Linked DNA regions of Homo sapiens: region 1 is linked to region 2. The links are chromatin loops, found by intact Hi-C in ENCODE. Cell type or tissue: gastrocnemius medialis. All regions are shown on one strand. Links, peaks and the distances in the headings refer to the core of each region. The heading gives the core; the rest is flanking DNA.

Region 1 (8,785 bases), core at 4,786-8,785, 310 kb before region 2:
AGACATGTTTTACTTACACTTACCAGCAGAGTATAAAGGATTACAAAGAATACAGGTGAAGAGATGCGTGACGTAAAACCGGGGGGAAGCGCTTGGAAATTCAGGGCCTCTCTGGGCACCGCCTCCAGGAACCCCCACGTACTATCTGGAAGCTCCCTGAACCCAGCCCTTTTGGGTTTTTACAGGAACTTCATTTCACAGGCGTGATTCATCAGCCACTGGTGATCAACGCAACCTTCACCCCTCTCTCCTCCCCAGAGGTTGGGGGTGGGGCTGAAAGTCCCCAGAACCTCTAACCCTGCCTTGGTCTTTCCTGCGACCAGCCCCATCCAGAAGCTCCCTAGGGGCTGCCGGCCACCAGTCCACTCAGCCTACAAAAGACATCACTTTGGAGGTTCCCGGGATTTCAAGAGTTGTATGCCAGGAAAAGGGGATGGAGCTGAAATACACAGTTCACTGTATCAGTTACCTCAAACTTAAAACGACCAAAACCCACCTCTGATCTCCACATCACCCAGACCCGACAGTCTACCGCAAAGCAATAAATGGCCACCTTCTCCCTCTTCCTCTGGCCCCAAACCCCTGAGTTACATTTGCCTTTTCCGTCTCTGCCTTATGTTCCATGACCAGTAACCGCAATGGCTTCACGTTCCAAACACATCCGGGACCCAGGGGTTTCCTCCCCGCGCCGCCCTCCTTTGGGCCATCCCTCCCCAGGTCTCGAGAGACCGCAGCAAGAGTCTCCGCTAACGCCTCGCCGGGCCCCCGCCGCCTTCCCCGGAGGCTGCTCCAGGGCCCGGGAAAGCTCTCACCCCCGAACCCGGCGTGGCCCCTCCGCCCCCGGCCCGGGAAGCCAAGTCCCCGCAACTGCCCTTTCCGCGGCCGGAATGGCCTTTCCCGACCGGCCCTGGTTTCCCCGGCCGCCTCGCCCAACTGCTGCCGGCTCCAGGGGCGCGGCCGGGACCCCAGGCCCGAGGAGGGCGTCGGGGCGGGGAAGGGGCCAGGGTGCGGGGACCCAGCGACCGCCTGGGCCTTACCTGAGGCGGGGGCGGCGGCCGCGCTTGGCGGAGGAACTGGGGTCCCGCTGCGGCCCAGACCTCCCGGCCGCGGGCCCAGCCGCCGCACCAGCCACCGCACAGCGATCAGCAGCACCGAGGCGCCCAGCAGCTCCCAGGCCAGCGCCGCCCACTCGGCCGCCGCCAGCCGCGGCCACAGCATCGCCGCCGCCCGGGCCGCAGCCGCCGAGAAGCCCGCGCCCCGCGCCGCGCCCGTCCCAGGACCCCGCGCCGGGCTGCCCGCGCCCTGCCTGACGGCGCCGCGCTCGAGGCGGCCGGGGCGGCGCGGGGGACACGGACGGCGGCCCCGCTCGCGGAGGCCCGGCGAGGGCGCGGCCCCGGCCCTGGGACCCAAGCGGGCGGGAACGGGCGAGCGGACGGGCGGGCGCGGCAGGCGGGGCGCGGGCAGCCCGACGCGGGGTCCTGGGACCGGCGAGGCGCGGGGAGCGCAATGTGCTGGCGGGGGCCGGGGCTGGGGCCCGGGGAGGCCACCAGGGCGGGGCCGGGCGCGGGGCGGCGCTTCTTCGCGCCTCCCGGCCCCGGCCTGGCGTCCGTGGGGCGCTGTGCGTCTCCGAGAACGAAGCGGCCTCCGGGTTCGTGTGCTCCGAGCCCGAGTACTGTTTGCGGCCGTCGTCCCGTCCTGGAGCAGGAGTGAGGAAGCGCCTCTCACTCCCCCGCGAACCCGCAGAACAGGCCGCCGGCGCTATGGAGACCGGCGGAGCTTCCCGCTCCTTCACCAAGGGGCCCTGACGCGCAGTTGAAAGCGCGGATTTTGCCGGGCGCGGCGGCTGCGTCCGGAGTCCCAGCGCCTTGGGAGGCGAGGCGGGAGGATCCCCACGGCCCGGGAGCTCGAGACCAGCCCGGGCAAATATTTTGAAAGTCATGGTAAAAGCCGCAATTACTTTTGCACCAACCTAATAGTGAGACCCTGTCTCGAAAAAGGGAAGGAGGATTTTACTGTATGTAATTTAGATGTTTTATTTATTTTTTGATGCGGTGTCTTGCTCTGTCGCCCAGGCTGAAGTGCAGTGGCGCGATCTCGGCTCACTGCAGCCTCCGCCTCCTGGGCTCAAGCGATTCTCCTGCCTCAGCCTCCCAAGTAGCTGGGATTACAGGTGCCCACCACCACGCCTGGCTAATTTTTGCATGTTTAGTAGAGACGGGGTTTCCTCATGTTGGCCAGACTGGTCTCGAATTCTTGATGTCAAGTGATCCACCAGCCTCGGCCTCCCAAAGTGCTGGGATTACAGGCGTGAGCCACCGCGCCCCGCCTAATTTAGATATTATTAAATGAAAATGAAAGACCTGAAAAATATAATTGATATCCTTGGTTAAAAACATAATTGATCTGAGCGAGGTGGCTCAGGTCTGTAGTCTCAGCAACTCTGGAGCGTGAGGGGTGATGGTAGTTTCAGTCCGGGAGTTCGAGGCTGCCATGAGCGTGATCTCGCCTGTGAATAGCCACTGCACGCCAGCCTGACCAACATAGCAAGACCCCATCTCTTAAAAAATATCATTGGATGGTACTAATGGTTGGTTGGGCACTACAGAAGAAAGGGTCAGTAATTTTGAAGATGGATGAAATGGAAATTCAAACCACGATGAGATGCTGCTTGAAATCCACCAGAATGGCTAAAATTTAAAAATTGGCAATATCAAATTTTGCTGGCAAGAGCAAACACTGAGTTAACCACCTTGGAAAATAGTGAGGCAGTTTCTTTCAAAGTTAAACGTACACCTCTGCTGTATTCTGAGTGTCTGTCCCCAGCGTTCGTATGTTGAAACCCTAACCCCCCTTGGCCGGGCGTGGTGGCTCACGCCTGTAATCCCAGCACTTTGGGAGGCCGAGGCGGGCAGATCACGAGGTCAGGAGATCGAGACCATCCTGGCTAACACGGTGAAACCCAGTCTCTACTAAAAAATACAAAAAATTAGCCGGGCATGCTGGAAGGCACCTGTAGTCCCAGCTACTCGGGAGGCTGAGGCAAGAGAATGGTGTGAACCCGGGAGGCGGAGCTTGCAGTGAGCCAAGATCGCGCCACTGCACTCCAGCCTGGGTGACAGAGCGAGACTCTGTCTCAAAAAAAAAAAGAAACCCTAACCCCCAAGGTGATGGTATTAGGATGTGGGGCTTGTGGGAGGTGATAGGTCATGGGACAGAGCCTTATATACTTCCCTTAGAAGAGGCCCAAGAAGGCTGGGCACGGTGGCTCACACCTGTAATCCCAGCACTTTGGGAGGTCGAGACAGGAGGATCGCTTGAGCCCAGGAGGTGGAGACCAGCCTGAGCAATATGGCGAGACGCTGTCTGTGCTAAAAATTTAAAAAATTAGCTGAACGTGGTGGCACACGCCTTGAGGAGGGAGGATTACTTGAGCCTGGGAGGTCAAGGCTGCAGTGAGCGAAGATTGCGCCATTGCCCTCCAGCCTGGGAGAGAGAGACCCTGTCTCAAAAATAAATAAATAAACAAGTACGTACATACATACATAAAAAGGTAATTATGTAAGTCCTCGTTACGGAGCCTCCATACATGAAGGGCTTTAGAGCCGATTTGTTAAATGGTCAGCTGTAGTCAGCTGTTGACACCCAGCGTCCACTCTCCATTAAGTTATTAAGAGCTTTTTCTTAGTTACAGAAGCTCTCAGTGGGCTGTGGAGACGCTGCCGTCTCCTGAACACATCCAGCGACCACATGACTAAGCAAAGGCAGCGGAGAGTGGACGGACGGTGATGGACGCGGCCACGGAGCCCAAGCGCCCACAATGCGCATTCCTGTCTTTTCTCTCCCCGCTCACCTCAGAGCGGGACGGAAGGTGGGACTGGGAGAGCTGTTCTCGGGCAGGTGGACGCTGTGGATTAGCGGAGAGGGAAGGCACTTTCGTTCTCGGCACCGTGAGGCTGTCCTGGTCAATCCTGTTTTCATGCTTGAGGGTCTCTGGTGCAGCAGCTCCACCAGCCTTGACACCAGGACTTCTGTGGAATCCAGGTAAGCAGCCAGGGTCCTGATAGGGCCATGCCCTCACCCCCATGTAATGCATCCACTCCCAGTTAAATGAGAAAGGAACAATCACAGGAAAACATGGAGAACAACTCCACTGTTCAGAAGCCAACCCTATATTAGCTACTGTTTAGGTAGAAATGAAAAACTTTGAGACGTAAACTCCTGCAGGTAGAAGTAGATTTCCGGTGAATGAACAAAATGAAGCTTATTAGAATCAATGGCCTCTTCTGAGAGCCGTTCTGAATTTTTTTTTTTTTGAGACGGAGTCTTGCTATGTCGCCCAGGCTGGAGTGCAGTGGCGCGATCTCGGCTCACTGCAAGCTCCGCCTTCCGGGTTCACGCCATTCTCCTGCCTCAGCCTCCCCAGTAGCTGGGACTACAGGCGCCCGCCACCACGCCCGGCTAATTTTTTGTATTTTTAGTAGAGACGGGGTTTCACCGCGTTAGCCAGGATGGTCTTGATCTCCTGACCTCATGATCCGCCCACCTCGGCCTCCCAAAGTGCTGGGATTACAGTCGTGAGCCACTGCGCCCAGCCCTGATTTTATTCCTAGTTGTAATTTAACTTCTACTTCATTTCTGATCCGAGATCACAAAGGGGCCATGTGAGCCCCAGGGACTGAGCGGAAGCTGAAGTCTCACAGCTCGAGGATTTACTCCCAACGTGCTGGGAAAAGCCCTAGATGAGCAGGGAGTAGCTAATTTCTTTTCTTCCCCTTCTTTTTCAATATTAATTGGATTTCCTTAAAGGCCGTGTGTCTATTAAGTTTGTTATCAATGGCTATTTAGCACTTGTAGAAACCCAGCCGTATGTTACATACAGTAGGGTCTAGTCAGGAAAACAGCCCAGGCCAAGTGGTTCAGCAGAGGAAATGCAGGGGCAGGGACGGCAACCGCAGGACGCCAGAGGCCCTCAGGTGGAGATAACGGCCCTGAGTGGAAACGTACAGGCTCCAGAACCTGGTGGGACCTGGGCTGATGCAGGGGAATGAGGGGTTTCAGGGGAGCTACGGCCGTGACCATCAGACGCCCAGCTGCAGGGACAGGCAGGTGGCGGGGGGGGGGGGTCTGTTTTCTGGGTGAAGATGGGGGCATTTTTGAAAGCATTGGGAAGATACACTTGACGTATCTATCCAGTCTCCAGAAATGCACGTTTAACGCTCAGAAGGAAATCTTGCAACAATTGAAGTGCTGTGGGAGGCTCCGCGAGCAGAGACAAGATTGTCCTTCTCTGGGTTTCAGGGCATTTAGACATGACACTCAAAAATATTTCACTGTGGGCCGGGCGCGGTGGCTCATGCCTGTAATCCTAGCACTTTGGGAGGCAGAGGCAGGTGAATCACCTGAGGTCAGGGGTTCAAGACCAGCCTGAACAAAATGGTGAAACCCCATCTCTACTGAAAATACAAAAATTAGCCGGGCGTGGTGGCGGGAGCCTGTAAGCCCAGCTACTCTGGAGGCTGAGGCAGGAGAGTCACTTGAACCTGGCAGGCAGAGGTTGCAGTGAGCTGAGATCGAGACACTGCACTCCAGCCTGGGCAACAAGAGTGAAACTCCGTCTCAAAATATATCTATTTCATGTGAAGGTGAAATCCAACCCCGACGATGTGTAGAAAAGCCCAGCAATCTCCCGCAAATCCCTGAGCCGATGGCCGCGGAGATGGGTGTCCTGGTGGTGCTCCCAGAGCTGCCTCCCCAGGTGCCACCAGGACATGCTGCCTTTGGGGCTAGAGGTTCCCACCTCATCAGTAACGAGGGCATCGCCAGCCCTCAGCTGCCTTGGGCGCCCACAGTCGGCTTTCACGCCTCCCAGAGGTTCCGCCACCTTCAGCCCTCACTTCAGATGGAGTCAGAACTTAGAGATGTGGACACTGTGAAGGTCACCGGCAGCCAGTGGTGGAGCCGGGGGAAGGGTGTAGGACGCCCCCACACACAGGTGAAGAGGGCACTGCCAGGGGGAGGGCTGTAGGACACCCCCACACAGAGGTGAAGAGGGCACTGCCAGGAGGAGGGCTGTAGGACGCCCCCACACACAGGCGAGCAGAGGGCGTTGCAAACATGGGCAGAGGCGGCCCAGCAGCAGTTTAACATTGCCCTGTGTCCAGGAGAAAGGCCACTGCCCAAGTATGCTCTTTATCGCAACCTGCAACATTCCCCCTCAGACGGAAGCTTGTGTAGAGGCCGCCAAGTTCCAACAAATGCTCCCGACTGTAGACGCCACCAAGTGCTGGGACTTGCTCTCGTCATCTGGGAAAGGCTTGGGGACGCTGCCAGCAACTGTCATGTTTATCCATCAAGCTAGACGGCGGAAGTGCAGTCGTCTTAGTTTCCCCCATTATCTGCTTCCTGCTTTTTTTTTTTATCTCGAGTCTCAACTTTGTTGCCCAGGCTGGAGTGCAACGGCACGAACTCCACTCACTGCAGCCTCCACCTCCCGGCTTCAACAATTCTCCTGCCTCAGCTTCCTGAGTAGCTGGGATTACAGGCGCCCATCACCACGCCCGGCTAATTTTTGTATTTTTAGTAGAGATGGGGTTTCACCATGTTAGCCAGGCGGGTTTCAAATTCCTGATCTTGAGTGATTCACCCGCCTCAGCCTCCCAAAGCGCTGGGATTACAGGCATGAGCCACTGTGCCTGGCCTGCTTCCTAATACTACCCGAGGTCTCAGATTTCTGAGTGACCTGGTAATTTTTAAATCCTGAGTCTCCTTCATGCCTGTAATCCCAGCACTTTGGGAGGCCGAGGCGGGCGGATCATGAGGTCAGGAGATCGAGACCATCCGGGCCGACACGGTGAAACCCCGTCTCTACTAAAATACAAAAAGAAATTAGCCGGGCGTGGTGGCGGGAGCCTGTAGTCCCAGCTACTCAGGAGGCTGAGGCAGGAGAATGGCGTGAACCTGGGAGGCGTAGCTTGCAGTGAGCCGAGATCGCGCCGCCGCACACCAGCCTGGGCCACAGAGTGAGACTCCGTCTCCAAAAAAAAAAAAAAAAAAAAATCCTGAGCCTCCCATCAGCGATACGTCCTCTGTCCTACACTCAACCCAAATTCCTGACAGTACCTGCCGCCACTCTAAGCCAGGAAGAAGTGACCCATTCATCTCTGCCAAAACCACTCCTGACACCCACTGCTGAGCTCTGTAGCAGGACGCAGCGTGGAGCTTCGAGCTGCTGAGACAGACACAGCTTAAAATATACCTGTCAGTGCAGTGCCTGCAAACACGTAGCAACTCCATGGAGAAAAGGAAAAAGTTCAGATACATACATGTCCCCTTAAGGGTTCTATAGACCAAAAAAAATTATATCCTTAATATTTCAGAAAGTTAAGGCCACAGAAGGTGGTCAGGGAATTTTTACTCTGTGTAGCAATTCTCTGGGTACAGAAGCTGGTAACGCTCACAGGAAGAAGTGCATTAATCCCACAGGGCCAAGCCCAGCGACCACCACTTCCTGCCCCTTTTCTGTACTTTTTAAACCATGGTGGCCTCTAATAACGTCTAACTGAAAACTCTGTACCTGGTTAACTCTTTTTTTTTTTAGACGGAGTCATGCTCTGTCACCCAGGCTGGAGTGCAGTGGTGTGATCTCGGCTCACTGCAACCTCTGCCCGATCAAGCGATTCTTCTGCCTCAGCCTCCTGACAAGTGGGGATTACAGGCGCCCGCCACCACGCCCTGGCTAATTTTTTGTTTAGTAGAGGTGGAGTTTCACCATGTTGGCCGGGCTGGTCTTGAACCCCTGACCTCAGGTGACCACCCCCTCCCAGCCTCCCAAAGTGCTGGGATTACAGGCGTGAGCCACCACACCCAGCTTACGCCTGGTTAACTCTTAATGACCAAAATCAAAGTATGGATGAAAAAGACGAGAATCTGGGAAGTCACATTGCTGAGGTCTGAGAGTCATGACTCCACTGTCACCGGGGAGGCCCAGCAGAGGGCAGCACCTGGATGATGAGACCCAGTTCAGGAGGCGCAGCACAGAGCGGTCACCATCCTTCCCCGGTTCACCGGGAAGCTTGCTCCCCCTCCTTCTGTATTCCTGGCAAATGACAACGGGCAAAGCGAAGCGTGGGCCAAGGACGGAGGAGGCGGTGCCGCGCGTCTGCCGTGGTCACAAGCCACAGAAGTTTGCTTCACTCCTGCCAGAAACCGGCAGGACAGTAGAATTCTCTTTTAAAGCACGTGTTGAACAGAGTGTGTAATAACATGAGATTAAAAAGTTACTGCCAAACGACAAAATATAACTATTAAAATGAAGCTTCCAATGAATATGAAAATCTTTACCAAAAAATAGTTTATTGCACAAAATTTAAGGAATTCCCAAGCACACTTACATTTGTAAAAAATCAACGTGCTTTTTAAAGTTACACTTTGTCAGACACGGTGACCCCTTTCCCAAGAACAGCCACAACTTGAGGACTCTCTTTTGTGAGGAAATTTTTAATAAAAACAAGTAACTCAAAAGCACTGAATTTTCCAGACCCTCTAACACATTTCCCTCCGGATCCTGTGAGAGCCTGAGATCACTTATGACGAGATTCACCTGGACCTTCCGGTCAGTGAGCTCAGAACACCTCACACCACAGCGTCACTCAACTCAAGTCCCTCCTCACATCAGAGGGCTCCTCGAAGGGAGGCCCCAGGACGGTTCTCTCAGATTTGCTGGTCCCTCCCCTCCTAGAATCTTCACGTACAACATTCTGTTTTTGTTTTTAAAGACCTCAGGGAA
Region 2 (9,499 bases), core at 2,449-6,448:
CAAAAGGCATAAAATCCCACTATGCAAAGAGCTTCTACAAATTAATAATAAAAACATAGGACTCCTAATAGAAAAGTGATTCATAGCAAAATAATGTTTCATAGCCTTTGCTATGAAAGAAGATAGACACTAGTCAATGATCAGTTTCATATTATCATAAAAAGTAAATTAAAACACGATATCACTTTACCTTACAATATGATAAAGTTAAAATTTGATAATATGTGTCATTCCTTCAGTCAATAAATATTCACTGAGCACCAAGTAGCATAGTAGTCATTATGGGTACAGTGATGAACAAAATGGTGTCTAGACTCATAGTGCTTACAGTCTAGTGATGTAATCACTAACATAATAATCACACGAATGTAAGTACATAATTACAAACATAATTGCAAATTAAGTAAATGCTAAAGAGAGTAAGTCTAGGGTGTAATCACTGGGACCTTACTGATTATAATGGGATCAAAGAACATTTCTTTGAGCAAGACTTGCTTGGGCTGAAATCTAAAGGATGACCTGAAATGAACTAATGAGGTTATGGTGTGAAGGGATAGTCACCTTTTTTTCAGACGGAATTAACGTGCTCAAAGATCCTTAGACACGTGACATTTGAGGAAACAAAGTGCAGTTAGAGAGGAGGAAAGTCATGTAAGAAAAGCTTGAAAAGATGGGAGTAAGATCCTGCAGCCAGTGGACCATGGTAAGGACTTTTGCCTTTACTTAAGAACAATTAAAAGTCATCAAGTTATGTTAAGCAGAAGAATATGAGCAGAATTGCTTTATAAAAATCAGGCTGACTTCGGTGTGAAGAAAAGATGTGGGGAAATGAAGTGAAATCTTTGGCAAGATTCCAGGTTAGAAAGGATAATTTGGACAATATTAATAAAGTTAAACACACACACATCATTCTCTACATGTCCCCCAATTAATTTTCTTCTCTTCCGAACTTGTTTCTTTTCCTGGGTTCATCATCTCAGTGAAACAAAATAGCTATGAGATCTGGGTGAGTCATCTGTAGCCTAACTGGAAGCTGAAACCGGAAGAGTGGACAGGCTGTGGTATAAGAGTCTTTAAAGAAGGAAATTCTGTGAACATATCACCCAAACAAGAAACTTAGCTCTTCCTTCCCTTCCATCTAATTGGATGATATCCAATTCATCACCCAGTCCTTTAGATTCTCCCTTTAAATGGTTTTTTTTTTTTTTGAGACAGAGTCTAGCTCTGTCACCCAGGCTGGAGTGCAATGGTATGATCTCGGCTCACTGCAACCTCCGCCTCCTGAGTTCAAGCGATTCTCCTGCCTCAGCCTCCTGAGTAGCTGGGATTACAGGCGCGCGCCACCACGCCCAGCTGATTTTTGTATTTTTAGTAGAGATTGGGTTTCACTGTGTTGGCCAAGCTGGTCTCGAACTCCTGACCTCGTGATCCGCCCACCTCAGCCTCCCAAAGTGCTGGGATTACAAGCGTGAGCCACCACGCCTGGCCTTAAATTGTTTCTTAACTCATTCCCCTCAATCCATTCTCTGCAACAGTTCAGATTAGTTTCCAGAACATTTAACTATTGCCCCTAGTGGCCTTCTTCCCTTCAGTTCACCATGAACACAGGCTGTGGAATGCAAATATGATTACGCACATCCTCCTTCGAATTTTAATGTGTCTTCCTAGCTTACTGAGCGACATCCAAGCTCCTTCACAAGGACTTTTTTTTCAGTCTCATGTCTTTTCACCAGGCCAGTGAATTTCCTCTTTTTTTGCCCTCTTCCATTTTGTATAATGGGCTTTTTCTTTTTTGTCTCTCTTTTTCATAAACTGTTCTCTCGATCTGGAACAATACTCCTTTGATTCAGTGGGTTGACTCTTCCCTAACCTCGTATTTCAGCATACAGTTGGTGCTCTTCAAGCACAGGGATGTGACTGGCTTGCTTCCCCAAAACCTCTCCTACGTGCCCAGGACAGTGCCCCACACAATGCTGGGAGTAGAGGCGCCCCCAGGTCACTGGGCGTCCAGCCCCTGTAGGTGCAATCCAGCGCCTCTTTCCAGAAGGCTTCTGGGGGAGGGCTCGAGCTGGAGCACATGAAAAACCAGGGCCGCTCCAGCGTTCCTTCTCAGGTAACATGAGACTGCTCAGAGACTGCTCGAGGCTGGGGGAATCCCAGAGGGAGAAGCCATGGCTGTGCCGGTACCAAGTAGAGACTGGGCCGCTCCATAAGGCCACGAGGGACTCGGAGTCACATCCTCTGAGACCACTGTTTCAAGGTGACCTGGGAGCGTTGCAAGGATTCTGGTTATTACAGTTATACGAAGCCAAAGCATCAGGGGTGCTTGAATCAGAGCAACTCCATCTTGTTTTTTATTTTATTTGTTGTTGTTGTTTTGCTCTTTTTTTTTTTTTGACACAGTCTCGCTCTTTCGCCCAGGCTGGAGTGCAATAGCGCGATCTCAGCTCACTACAACCTTCGCCTCCCAGGTTCAAGCAATTCTCCTGTCTCAGCCTCCGGAGTAGCTGGGATTATAGGCGTGCACCACCACGCCCAGCTAGTTTTTGTATTTTTAGTAGAGATGGGGTTTCACCATGTTTGTCAGGCTGGTCTCAAACTTCTGACCTTGTGATTCGCTGGCCACAGTCTCCCAAAGTGCTGGGATTACATGCGTGAGCCACCACGCCCGGCCTGTATTTTTTTTTTATTTTTATTTTTTGAGATGGAGCCTCACTCTGTCGCCCAGGCTGGAGTGCAGTAGCGCCAACTTGGCTCACTGCAAGCTCCACCTCCCAGGTTCAAGTGATTCTCCTGCCTCAGCTTCCCAAGTAGCTGGGAATACAGGCACCCACCACCATGCCCAGGTAATTTTTGTATTTTTAGTAGAGACGAGGTTACACTCTGGCCTGTTGGCCAGGCTGATTGCAAACTCCTGACCTCAGGTGATCTGCCCGCCTTAGCCTCCCAAAGTGCTGGGATTACAGGCATGAGCCACAGCACCCGGCAACTCCATCTTAAATAAGAACTGGGTAAAATAAGGCTGAGGCATACTGGGCTGCGTTCCAAGACCGTTAGGCATTCTAACTCACAGTATGAGACAGCAGGTCAGCATGAGACACAGGTCATAAAGACCTTGCTGATAAAAGTTTACAGTAAAGAAGCCGGCTAAAACCCACCAAAACCAAGATGGCAATGAGAGTGACTTCTGGCTGTCCTCATTGCTACGTCTTCCACTGTCAGAGGCGGTTGAACCAGGGCAACTCTATCTTGAGTAGGGGCTGGTTAAAATAAGGCTGAGACCTGCTGGGCAGCATTCCCTGGAGGTTAAGGCATTCGTAGTCACAGGATGAGACATGAGGCTGGCACAAGATACAGGTCATAAAGACCTTGCTGATAAAACAGGTTGCAGTAAAGAAGCCGACTAAAACCGAGATAGCGATGAGAACGACCTGATTGTCCTCACTGCCCACCAGTGGCTATGGCAACGTCAGGAAGTTACCCTATATGGTCTAAAAAGAGGATGCATGAATAATCCACCCCTTGTTTAGCATATCATCAAGAAATAACCACAAAAATGCGCAACCAGCAGCCCTCGGGGCTGCCCTGCCTATGGATTAGCCATTCTTTATTCCTTTACTTTCCTAATAAACTTGCTTTCACCTTATGGATTCGCCTCAAATTCTTTCTTGTGCAAGATCCAAGAACCCTCTCTTAGAGTCTGAGATCCGGACCCCTTTCCAGTAGCAAAAGGTCTTAGACTGAAGTACTGACTCCACAGTCGTTGTTAAGAATCCTAGTTGTTTAATAGAGGCGGTCTTGGGCTCTTGCTGGGCCGCGGTGTGTTCTGGGAAGTGTAGTCACCTGAGTCTCCAGTTCCTTGTCTCTGGGCCGTGTGTGCACGCCAGCGAAGCACTGTGGGAGTCGTAGTAGGGGAGGAAAACCCTATACCCTCTGGCGTGCGGCGCAGGAGTTTGGGGGAATGTAGTCGCCAGAGCTCTGCGTTGTCTTCCGGCTTTGGGCGTGGCCACGATGCACTCTGGGAGTCGTAGTAGGGGAAGAACGTCCTCCGCTCTTTTGCGCACGGTCGCTAGAGGTTCTGGGAAGTGTAGTTGCCTGAAGCTCGTGTTCTTTGTCTTTCGATGATGTGCGCTTGGCCTCAAAGCACCCTGGGAGTTGCAGTGGGGCGGGGAAAGCCATATGCTCTCTCGCGCGGGGTCGCGGTTGTTTCTGGGAAGTGTGGTGGCCTGAGTTCCACGTTCTTCGTTTCTCCGCTAGTTGTGCGCTTGGCCGCGAGACACTCTGGCAGTTATAGGAACACAAAGGTCTGTGTACTCTTCCGCGGGGGGCCGCGGTTATTTCTGGGAAATGTAGTTGCCTAGGACCCGGGTTCTTTGTTTCTCGGCTCTGGGCGTGGGAGGATAGCCCCTATGCTCTGGCGCACCGGGCCGCGATGGCTCTGGGAATTGTAGTTGTCGCAGGCCCTCGTTCTTTGTCTCCTGGCGTTCTGGGCACGGCAGCGAGGCGCTCTGGGAGTTCCAGTAGGAACGAAAAGCCCTTGCGCGCAGGGCCGCATTGGTTTCTGGGAATTGTAGTTTCTTGAGGCCGGCGGCCTGGTTGGGGTGACGTCGGCGAGGCTTCTGAAGACGCAATTCCTGCGACGCCCGCGGAGGGGCCCTGGGGGGCGGCGCCGAGCGTCTGGCCTGTGTTGGCTGTAGGCAACGAAAGGAGCCCTCCCGGTCTGCGCCGGATGGCCCCGGGCGGTGACTCGGTCCGGAGCCCTGGAACGCTACGCCCACCTGGCGGAAAGCACCACGGAAACGCATCCTTCTGTGGCCACTGTTAGGTGAGGGGGTTCTGGGGAGGCGCGCCGTGGCAGGAAGAGAAAGCCGGCGCCAGTGGTCCAAGCGCGATCTCTCAGGGCGCCCTGCTCTCTACGTGGGAGGCGCGGAGCGGGGGCCACGGGAATCCCCAGTGCGGGAATCTAGTGACTTGGGCGCGGCCTAGCTGGCCTGTTCGCTCAGGGCTCCTTTCTCTCTCTGCCAGGTCTGCCATTTTACACTTTTCTGATCTCCTCCTTCCCTTCTGTGAGCTATGTCTCAGGTAAGCTAATGATTGATAAATATATATATATATATATATATAAATTTTTATTTTTTTTTTAAGAGAGAGACAGGGTCTCCTCCTGTCGCCCAGGCAGTGGAGCGATCATAGCATCCTGTAACCTCAAACTCTTGGCCTCAAGTGAGCCAACCCACTTGGCCTGTTTCCGCTTTTCTTTGTGAAGTGCAGCCGTGTTTTTCAGGACTTGGGACGTGGCTTTCTTTCTCCTACAACCACCTGCCTGGCAGAACCCCAGGACCCTGTCCCTTGTTCCTCCTTTTCAGGTGCTTATACTTAAGTATACATGAAGAGAGTGACAGGAAGCTATCCAGATGTGGGCGGGGTTTCTGACCTGGCTGGCATGTTTTAGGGTGAGAGGGTAGGGTGCCAGCTGTTACATCGCCTCCTCTTTCCCACAGTGTTAGAATGAGGAGTGCTTTACGTTACTCCAGCGCCCCTTTATTCATTTATTCAATATGTTTTTACTGAACCTCTACTTTCAGTGGTTCCCACAGTGTGATCCTTGGACCAGCAGTATCAGCATCATCTGAGAACGTATTAGAAATGAATATTCTTGAGTCCTACCCCAGACCTTCTGAATCAGAAACTGAGAATTTGGCCCAGCAGTCTAACAGTCCTTCCAAGTGATTCTAATGTGCAACTCATTCTAAGTCTTGAGGATGCAGAAGTGACCAAAACAAAATCTCCGAATCCTCAGAGCTCATTTTTCAGACATGACATAAGGAACACATTTTTATTTTGATTTGGCCTAAGGGCTTGGCTGGTAATTGTGCTTCACAGCAGTGGGGATAACAGGGTCAACTATTCAAAATGAGTCCCTCATTTCAGTTCCACTTCTTTATCCTACTTTTTGTCATACTTCTCTCCAAATTCAGAGGTTCTCTGAGTTTTGCTGGGGAATCCAATTTCCACCTCTGCTGCAGATCTTGCTGTGTAGGAAACAGCTGCTTTATTAGTCAACAGTCTTTAATCACTTTTTTATTAAACTTCAAAACTGTAAATTATAACTGCCATCCATCTGGGACTGCTACTAGTTTGAGACATTTTAAATTCCCATTCATGCCTTATAGATCAATGTGGATCACTCAAGTGGTGCAAAACCAGGCTGCAAAGCAAGGGCTTATATATTATTCCCCCTAACTCTGAGGGAAAGTGCTTTAGGTTCTGTCCTGGGAGGTATTACATTCTCTTCTTGCGGAATCAAGATTCTTTATTGCTTATCCTCCTTGTTCTGTGACATTGCTAAAATTACCACTAAGTTTCACAGGTATTTCTTTAGGATTAGGGATAACTGTGACAAACTTGAGACTGTATGCCCCATTTGAAGGGTGGTGCTGTTATCTGCTGTAGCGAATTATTACCCTGAAGAAATTCTGGCTGAATTATATTAAAATAGGCTGGTATTAAGGAAAATATACATTGTTTATTAACATAAAGGAATACTGTAAAATCTTAAGAATTTTTACAACCAATGCCAAAAATCCATATTGTTCATGTGTATAATCCTTTATTTTGAATAAAATTGTAAATTATCTCAGGACAGATAATTTATGTTTTTCTCCTTTTCTCCAGTTATACAACAAAACACAAGAGCTAGGCTCTTCATTATATAATTACTCAGAATTCTGAAAACTCTCACTGTTACTACTTAGACACATTGCCTAACCTCCACAGTGAGACTCATTTTATTCCTTGATGAGGGAGTTTGGGGGCATGCGTGCTGGTCATGCAAATATCTGTCCGTCATTTCAGGGGTCAGTGACATTCAGAGATGTGGCCATAGACTTCTCCCAGGAGGAGTGGAAATGGCTTCAGCCTGCTCAAAGAGATTTGTACAGATGTGTAATGTTGGAGAACTATGGCCATCTGGTCTCACTGGGTAAGTATTCTTCTTCATCTCCCTCAAGGCAAAATTTGACCGTTAGGGTGGCTGTTATAATTATCTGGCTGAATATTCCCAAGAGAGGTATGGGGTTTCTTAAAATTAGTTTTAAGATGGGGACGTAACTGCACCTTATTTTTAGACATTTTAAAAACTTACATCTGACATTTCCTTTGTGGCCCCTCTTAGGATTCAATGACTGATCTTGAATTTATTTCATTTTCTGCAAGCAGGTCTTTCCATTTCTAAGCCAGATGTGGTTTCCTTATTGGAGCAAGGGAAAGAACCCTGGCTGGGGAAAAGGGAAGTGAAAAGAGATCTGTTTTCAGGTGAGTGAGTTGGAAGCTGATGGGGAAATTTTTTAAAACCACTCAATTAGTCAATGAAAAAGGAATACTTTTTAATATGTTGATTGGAAAATTTTCCCTTAAAGATACTAGAGATACGCTAGGCACGGTGGCTCATGCCGGTAATCCCAGCACTTTGGGAGGCCGAGGTGGGTGGATCACGACGTCAGGAGATCGAGACCATCCTGGCTAACACGGTGACACCCCATCTCTGCTAAAAATACAAAAAAATTTGCCGGGCTTGGTGGCGGGTGCCTGTAGTCCCAGCTACTTGGGAGGCTGAGGCAGGAGCATGGCGTGAACCCGGGAGGCAGAGCTTGCAGTGAGTCGAGATTGCGCCACTGCACTGCAGCCTGGGAGACAGAGCAAGACTCCATCTCAAAAAAAAAAAAAAGATACCAGAGGTATAAAGACTGAAGTTTCACTTACAACTCCATAAAACACTACTTCATACCCAATTCTGTTTTTTCTATATTACCTAACAGCTGACATAGTCGACCAGTTCTCACCTTATACTTTCTTTTCTTTCTCACAGGTGTCTTTTTTGTTCCCATTGTTAGTTCTGTCTGGTCTCTGAATTTCATTTCTTTTTGTTTTTTCTTTCCTTTCTTTCTTCAAATGGACATACATTTCTATTGCCTGAATTCAACCTGAGAAAGAAAAAAAAAATTAAAAGTACATATTTTGCTGTTCTATTTAATCACCTTGAAAAGATTAATTCATTACTCTTTGATTAATTGATATTTATTTATTCCTTCACATACACTCTTAATATTTACAGAAATTTTAATCTTGTCAAATCTTTCTCAAGACTTTCTATTAAGTGCTACAGAGACTAGAGAGTGTGCAAAAGTGTAATAACTATCAAGGAATTCATGGCCTAGTGATGTGTCTAAATAGCTTGCATTAGATATCCTCAAATTAGCAGTACAGCAGTGAAAAAAGGAATTTCCAGTTGTCGTTTTAGGCTTGGGTAATTTGGATGCAGATAGTACTAGAGAAACAAAAGACAGAAAAAGGGTCAGTTTTGGAGAAAAGGTGATGAATTCTGTAAGTTCTGTAAATTCTATAGTTGCTTCTATAGCACATGTTTAATGGAGGTACACTGATTTTTAGAGAGAAAAGGAGGAATGCGTACTTTTTAGGAGGCAGCAGCTTAGGACTGATGAAACAGATGTCATGAAAACTGAGCTGTAGCTTTAAGGAAGAGTAGTGGTTCATATGAAATGCTGCGGAGTCCCTTAGGAGAATGTCCAGAAGGATTTGCAAAGGAGGTACTAATGTGGGCTGAAGCAGTGAGATGGAACAGGTGCAGGGAAACTTTGTTTAGTGGGAGCAAATGAGGAAAAATGTCCTTTTTGAATTAAAAAATAACAAAACTGATAAAAGCATGTACAAAGGAAGTGAGGAAAAAGGAAAACATGGAAGTTGCCTCTAATTCTACTACTTTTTTTTTTTTTTTGAGACGAAGTCTCGCTCTTGCCCCCTAGGCTGGAGTGCGATGGCGCGATCTCAGCTTACTGCAACCTCCGCTGTCTGGGTTCAAGTGATTCTGCTGCTTCAGCCCCCTGAGTAACTGGGACTACAGGCACCTGCCACCATGCCTGGCTAAGTTTTGTATTTTTAGTAGAGATGGGGTTTCACCATGTTGGCCAGGCTGGTCTCAAACTCCTAACCTAGTGATCTGCCCGCCTAGGCCTCCCAAAGTGCTGGGATTACAGGTGTGAGCCACTGTGCCTGGCCTAATTCTACTACTTTAACACAGTTCTTGAAGTTTTTATGTATTCCTTCCAGGATCTTATTTTGAAAATTTTTTTCATTGTGAAATATCACACACAGACAGAAGTAATGCATGAACATACATGTACAGCTTAATAAATTATTATAAGGCAAACAGTCACGTGACCAAGGTCAATAAACACAATACTGCTAGGTTCCTTGAGAGCCTTCTGTGTGCTCATCCTAACCCTCCAATAAAGCTAATCATCTCTTTGCTTTTATGGTAAAGTAGCTTCCTTGGTTTTCTTTATTGTTCCATCAGCTCTTTGCATTTGTGTTCACTATAGTTGAGGTTCATGTGTTTGTTAACTTTATATAGAAAGATTTATAATGTATTTATTGATTTGCTTCTCAAAATTATTTTTAAAATGTTTTTGGCTGTGCATGG

The links. Hi-C counts contacts between places; a loop is a spot of excess contacts. Peaks named below come from ENCODE experiments on the same cell type or tissue, not always from the same donor. Only the 100,000 strongest peaks of a DNase experiment are listed, where the experiment ranks them.
Region 1: a loop joins it to region 2, with 25 times the contacts of the local background. A loop is called at or near these places in 7 of 110 quality-filtered maps.

The regions. Positions count from the first base shown.
Region 1 is chr12:132,760,581-132,769,365 of GRCh38, forward strand. It overlaps GOLGA3 (golgin A3), which reads right to left. Exons shown (of 24, transcript NM_001389683.1): 24 at 8,334-8,785. It overlaps ANKLE2 (ankyrin repeat and LEM domain containing 2), which reads right to left and starts at 1,252. Exons shown (of 13, transcript NM_015114.3): 1 at 1,038-1,252. The coding sequence starts at 1,218. RefSeq lists enhancers at 598-1,466, 1,821-1,920, 7,283-7,332, 7,443-7,492 and silencers at 701-1,290, 1,381-1,670. In gastrocnemius medialis, for the core only: a CTCF peak has its summit at 7,986 (motif pointing right); DNase peaks (open chromatin) are centred at 6,321, 6,711 and 8,001; H3K27ac peaks cover 3,271 bases.
Region 2 is chr12:133,076,248-133,085,746 of GRCh38, forward strand. ZNF140 (zinc finger protein 140) reads left to right here and starts at 4,676. Exons shown (of 5, transcript NM_003440.4): 1 at 4,676-4,825; 2 at 5,026-5,082; 3 at 6,856-6,982; 4 at 7,219-7,314. The coding sequence starts at 5,074. RefSeq lists enhancers at 3,705-4,394, 4,465-4,664. In gastrocnemius medialis, for the core only: CTCF peaks have their summits at 4,657 and 4,861; DNase peaks (open chromatin) are centred at 4,024 and 4,484; H3K4me3 peaks cover 3,912 bases; H3K27ac peaks cover 2,142 bases.